Regions from separate parts of the Homo sapiens genome. Here region 2 is linked to region 1. A link is a contact called in ENCODE Hi-C or POLR2A ChIA-PET data. All regions are on one chromosome and are shown on one strand. The core of a region is the stretch at or near the end of the contact, and the rest is flanking DNA. Distances in the headings are between cores, read along the strand shown.

Region 1 (3,003 bases), core at 378-2,877:
TGGTCTCGCCTCCTTCCTGGTAGCACACATATTCCTTTTTGCCTGTCTCTTTCTCCTGGCAAGGTTTACCTCCAGCAGAGGGGAATCTTTATGGTGAGCAGACGGAGGTCTGAGGTGAGAGGAGTCCTCACTCTTCTTTCTTTATTTTTTTGACCTTGATTACCCTTTCACCAGAGGTTAAGGCTTTTATACAGAAAAAGCCAGAAAGACTCATAGTCTATGCCTATTTTCCATCTTGTGTCATCCCTCTCCTGGGGAAATGATTGCAGAATCCCTATTGGCATGAATTAAGGGGAAGAGAAAGGGGAAAAAAGTACATGGAGAAAAAAAGACAACAGCAGAGAATGATATCTCAGAGCACTGCTCCAGGCATAGCAGTTCCCTAGTAAATCTTGAAATCTCATCAAAATTGTGAGGGTTAGGCTGAGCAAGGTGGCTCATGCCTGTAATTCCAGCACTTTAGGAGGCCTAGGTGGGAGGACTGTTTTAGCTCAGGAGCTCAAGACCAGCCTGGGCAACATAGCAAGACCCACATCTCTCCCAAAAATAAACAAAAAAATTAGTTTGGCATAATGGCATGTGCCTGTAGTCCCAGCTACTCAGGGGGCTGAGGTGGGAGGATGGCTCACAAACCTATGTGAGGTAAGGCTGCAGTGAACCATGATGGTGTGACTGCACTCCAGCCTGGGCAACAAAGCGAGACCAAAAAAAAAAATGTTAGAATCAAGGGACAAAGTACATGTAAGAGGTTTAGAATAGCACTTGGTACAGGAACAGTGAGTGCTCAATAAATTATTATTAGGTCTCCTCCACCCAGGGTAGGACCTGGGTTTCTGTCCTGAATTGGGACTTCCAAGACAATCACTCCCACACTCAATGTAGTACAGAGCTCTGTGAGTGATCTCTGCCCATGTTCCCCAGGGACACTTCAGCCTGGGTGCTGGGCCTGTTTCCGGTTTTACTGGGGTGGGCTTAGAGCTGTACTTCTACGGGGTTCTCTTTCCTCTCAACGTTGGTTTCCCTCCCAACCCTCACCCCCAACCCCAGGAAGCTCAGTTTACAAGTGCGGTCGGTACCCTCATTTGGTGTTTTTATTGGCTTTTCTGATAGCCCCTGGACTAGACAATTACATTGAAATTCAGAAGCAGCATGCACTTTTTGGCATTGATGTCTTTAATTAAATTCAATAAGCACTTATTGAGCACCTAGAGTGTGTAAAATACTGTTCCTTTAAATACATTTAGTCCTGAACTGTTTTAGCTTCTTAGTTTGGATTAGTGCTGATCCATTTCTTAAAGGTTTTATGAAGCATAAATATCAAAATGGAAAAATATTTGCACAGTTCTTTGTAAATATAAACGTCTTGTGTGGATTATTGTTGCTACAGTATTAATATTAACTGCAGTAACAACACTGCTGCTTCCCAGACAGGCGGTAGAAAGCAGCTGTAGGCCAACAGGAGCCAGACTGAAGAGATCCAGGGAGGTGCCTCCAGCACGTACGGCCCACAAGGGGCGGAGTCTTAAGAAGCGTACCCAAGCCCCACCCCTTACAGCACCCCCTTCGTCAGGGCGGTGTAGGCGGTTACCATGGCGATGACGTCCAGAGGGCGGGGAGGGGCGGGGCTATGGAGAGGAGGAGGAAGATGGCGGGCGGGCTGCTCTGAAGAGACCTCGGCGGCGGCGGAGGAGGAGAGAAGCGCAGCGCCGCGCCGCGCCGGGGCCCATGTGGGGAGGAGTCGGAGTCGCTGTTGCCGCCGCCGCCTGTAGCTGCTGGACCCGAGTGGGAGTGAGGGGGAAACGGCAGGATGAAGTTCGCCGAGCACCTCTCCGCGCACATCACTCCCGAGTGGAGGAAGCAATACATCCAGTATGAGGTACCGGCACGGCTGGGGTGTGGGAGGACTCGGAGGGGCCACCATCTCGCCAGTCCTGACGTCCACCGCCGCCTTCCGCTTCAGCTGGCTCCCTGTGCCCGGGCAGACTTTGACCCGCTGCCGCGGGGAGCCACTGCGGCATCCCCGCCGCGGCCGGCCGCCTCCCGGCTCCGCTGTCCTTCCCCTCCCCCGCAGCCCCGCTGCCGCCGGGGTAACGGATATGCAGGCGGAGGGCCGGGAGGAAAGGCGCTGCCCGGGCCGGGGCCGGGGCCGGGGAACGGTGGGAGGGTGAGCTGCAGGTGGGGGAGTCACGGTGCGAGGGCAGCCCCGGGTCGCGGCTGTTCCGCGCTAATCCCCTTCTCCCCACTCGCCCTGACCTCTCGTCCCCACCCTGGGCGAGCGCCCCCTCGCCAAGGTTAGGTCTTGTTTCTCTCTCTACACCTCTCACCAAGGAATCCTTGTCTTCCAAGAGAAGCCCCTCCAGTGATTTCCTTCATTCCAAAGAGCCCTTCGGCTTTTTCCCACTTGCCCACTGTTGACAAAGGCTTTGTAACGGGGTTGAAACTTGACTTAAGTGTGTATCACATATGTAGTGGTTATAGTTTTTGTAAACACGTTGTAATCAACTATTCTGCTTTGATAATAAGACTCTTTTTACTGATTGCATGAAGTCTACAGAGTAATAACATCTTTGTTTTTGCCTCTTGTTTTGGAATGGAGGGAAGAGAAAGGAGAGAAGAGAATTATTAACATTTTTTTATTTTCTGCTAAGTTTTTGCTAGCTGGGGAGAAAATTAGTATATTGTAAACAATATACCTTACCTGTGTATTACAGAAATCATGCTCCCCATTCCCTCCCAATTTCTGTGCTAACACTGCTGGAAGGTATTTAATAGATAATAAGGAACCTTACATTAATAAAGGGAAAAATAAAGATAATGAACCCATTTATATGTTCAGAAGACAAGATACCTAAGAGGCTTTAAGCATTGCAATAGGTTATTCTCAGTAGCTGGCAATTCAGCTCCTGGATAGAGAAAGACAGACTTATCTGTAACCTCCAGGAATTCACATCTGTTTTGTGTGCAGGAACAAAGAATATAAAATCAATATGAACACACATAACT
Region 2 (3,036 bases), core at 459-2,958, 4.5 Mb after region 1:
TGATTAGCCCTACTCTGAAATCTATAACAATTTGTATGTTGTTTCAAAACTGCAAAATAATCCTATCTATAACTATCTAACCTTTTATAAATATTAAACTCAAAACTGGCCTAGAAGTAGAAAAAATAATGAATTAAAGATTATTTTAAGTTCCAATTCAGAAAGCACATAAAGGTCAACTTATGACCACAAACTAAATGTTAAAAGAACTTAAATTATGTCTTTCTTAGACCTTACATTTTAAAATGTTAGAAGATCCTTAAGAAAGTGTTACTCATCAGTCTTTTAAATTCCTATATGGTCCAATAAACCACCACTTAGAAAACATGCAGGCACATTCAGAAGCACAATAATATGGGCCATTAATTCTCAACAGTCTATTTCTGATGGAATGGAGTACAAAACTCAATTGGTATTTATGTATGGGGGAAAACATCCGTAAATTTAGTCGACTCTTTCCTAAACTACTACTCAGCCTCAAAATCTTTTCGGAGGCAAGCTGCTAGCGGGGGAAAAGAAAACTGAAATGAGAAAAACTCATCTCCTTGTGGCTGTCGAAGCAGAAAAGCTAGTTGACAGTAATGGTTTAGAAATGTTGGCAGCTAGGATCTACTACCGTAAACAGGTTGCCTCGGTTACTATGTCACATTTGAAAGAACTTAGTTAACCATGGCAGACTGGACTGCGGGAAACTACCAAATTATGTGTAACTTCCTATTTTTGTACCTTAAAAAGACTCCCTTTTAAGAAAAAGCCCTTAACCTCATTATTTCCTTCTATCTGCAGCATTCCTGCTCTCCGCATATCCCTCACCGTGACATCCTCGAGGCTTATGAAGATGCCGTCTCCCATTCTGTAACCCTGCTTTAGCCGCTACACGGGCCCCTCTTTCCTCCCCACCATTTTCCTAAACCTGCCTTGCCCCATAAAAACCATCCCGGTGAAGGGCCTCCCCTACTTCCCAGCAAGGCGCACTTTCTCTCTTCTGCAGCAGAAAGATCTGGGCCTTCTGCACTTACTGCTTTTAGCCTCCTCAGGGGCAGAGGCTAGGGACGGGGACAGGGCCGGAGCCTGGGCCAGGGCAGGGGCTGGGGCTGGAGCCGAGGCCGGAGTCGGAGCCGAGTCCAGAGCCGAATCCGGGGCCGGAGCTGGGACCCCAGCCGAGTCCCGGGCCGGGGTCGGGACCTGGACCTGGGCCACCTCCACCTCCTCCTTCTCCAGGGGCAGCAGCTCCTCCTCCGCCATATTCTCCATAGTTACCGCCTCCGTGCCAAGCCCGCCCGGGGACCCGGAGCGGGGCTCACGGCGGGGTCAGAGAACTGACGTGAATGCCCACAGGGCTGGATCCAAGGAGTGGGGAAGCAAGTGGGGAGGGCGGGATGCGTGCAACAGACAAAAGATGAAGAACCAGTGACCAAATCCTGTTAGTAGAAAACAGAAAGCCAGAGGCAGCGATTCCAGATGCCCGTCCGCTTCCCTTTCCCCGAGGCGTTACGACGCCACCACAAACTGCGCAGAAGCGTACTGGGGACGGCGTCCAATTGGGTAAGAGGGTTCGGTTTCTACGGTGCGTCTCCGGCCCACCGGCCAACCACCAAACCGAACAAAGACTACAGCACCCAGGATACACTGCGCAGTCTGGGGGCGGGGCCGGAGTTCAAGCCTCGGAGGAAGTAAATGCAAATCTAAGCGAGCGCTGTGGGGCGGTGAGTAGGTAGTGCGGATGCGGGCGCAGAACTACGTTTCCCAGCAGGCATACAGTTGGTGGGGCGGGGTGTGTGTGTGTGTTGGGAGGCGGGGGTCCCTCTCCTTTGGCTTGGGGCTCCGGAGTTGCCACTGCCGCCGGCGCTGGTAAGGTAGGAACTGCGGGGTGCGTTGACGTTTTGCTGGGCAGGTTCCCCCTCGTCCCCCGCCCCAAGTATACTGGCGGGCGGGCGGCCGGCCGGACTGGGGACTCAGGAGTCACACGGACCTGGGCGGGGCGACTCTGTGGGCGGGTCCGGGGACGAGCCAGCTCCGTGGAGGGTGTGGTTCTGGCCCGGCTTGCCTCCGGGGCTGCCCCTTGCCCGGTGTTGGGGTCTGGTCGGTTCGTGCGGAGCCCGCGGGCCCGCGGCGGTTTACTAGCAGCTGACGAGCTTGCCTGTCCATCCAGCTGACTTGGAATTAGGGTCTGTTCTTCATTTCGCACCCTCACCTACACCGTGACCCGAACACTCTTTTCCTTTGTTTTTATTTTTGCTTTAGTCTTCATGTTGCCAGTATCAGCAGTTCTGCGGTGTGGCCAGTGGATAGAAATTAGTTGTTTTGCTCTATTTTGCTTTGTTTTCAGGCTTTTAATAACCAGAGCTCTGAGTGGGTAGAGCTTCGGGGCATTTAATTTTGATGCGTTTCAGATCCCCAAAACATATGCTAGCGAGTCCCCTGTCCCCCGTACTTCTCTCCCCTTCACTCTTAGTGCCTACTTGACATTCGAGCCTTTCTTGTTTCTTTCTTCTGTCCCCCCGCGATAAATCCACTGGGACAGAAAGGAGAAAAACGTGAACTTTCTGGCTGCCCTGCTTGGGCTTGGTCCGAACCTTCTAGGCATCAGGGCAGGAGAGGGAAGCCCAATTTAGTCTCAAGAACAAGACGCGCGCTTCCAGTTAGCTTTTCTTAGTTAATTAAGTTGATAAACGCCAATCTTCTTGGTCTATTTGTTTCCTACTTGTTTCAGAACCCCGGGGAAGAGATAGCATGATTATTTGGCACTTTGAAGCACTAACTGGAAATTAACTCCTCCCCCTATAGTTAAGAAGTATATATCTGGAGGGGTGTGTGTGTGTGTTTAACCTCTCCCCAGTTTAATGGGAACAGATTATCCCTGTGGAGCTTCTGTGAGTTATAGTCCTAAATCCCTTTTACTGATCGTCCCGTACAGCTTTTATCTAGTATTCCTGAATGTGTAGTTGACTCATGGCTCAACAGTCAATTAAAAATGGGATAACACTGACTATAACTTACAGAAATGCTAACTATATCTGTGCATCATCCAATAAT

What was found. A loop is a pair of places that touch in the nucleus more often than their neighbours do. ChIA-PET counts read pairs that join two places held with the same protein, here RNA polymerase II (POLR2A). Pooled maps may share reads with other maps.
Region 2: a loop to region 1 is called in a map of naive thymus-derived CD4-positive, alpha-beta T cell, with 19 times the contacts of the local background. The contact joins the promoter of SWT1 here to the promoter of XPR1 in region 1. A Hi-C loop is called at or near these places in 1 of 168 maps with a recorded cell type or tissue (naive thymus-derived CD4-positive, alpha-beta T cell) and 9 of 50 pooled maps. POLR2A ChIA-PET finds 5 or more read pairs at or near these places in 1 of 52 experiments (T-cell).

What each region holds. Positions count from the first base shown.
Region 1 is chr1:180,630,395-180,633,397 of GRCh38, forward strand. XPR1 (xenotropic and polytropic retrovirus receptor 1) reads left to right here and starts at 1,628. Exons shown (of 15, transcript NM_004736.4): 1 at 1,628-1,876. The coding sequence starts at 1,808. RefSeq lists enhancers at 1,492-1,992, 1,993-2,493 and a silencer at 1,988-2,367.
Region 2 is chr1:185,155,459-185,158,494 of GRCh38, forward strand. It overlaps SWT1 (SWT1 RNA endoribonuclease homolog), which reads left to right and starts at 1,709. Exons shown (of 19, transcript NM_017673.7): 1 at 1,709-1,856. It overlaps TRMT1L (tRNA methyltransferase 1L), which reads right to left and starts at 1,495. Exons shown (of 15, transcript NM_030934.5): 1 at 1,020-1,495. The coding sequence starts at 1,254. RefSeq lists enhancers at 583-1,488, 1,332-1,441 and silencers at 992-1,241, 1,982-2,101.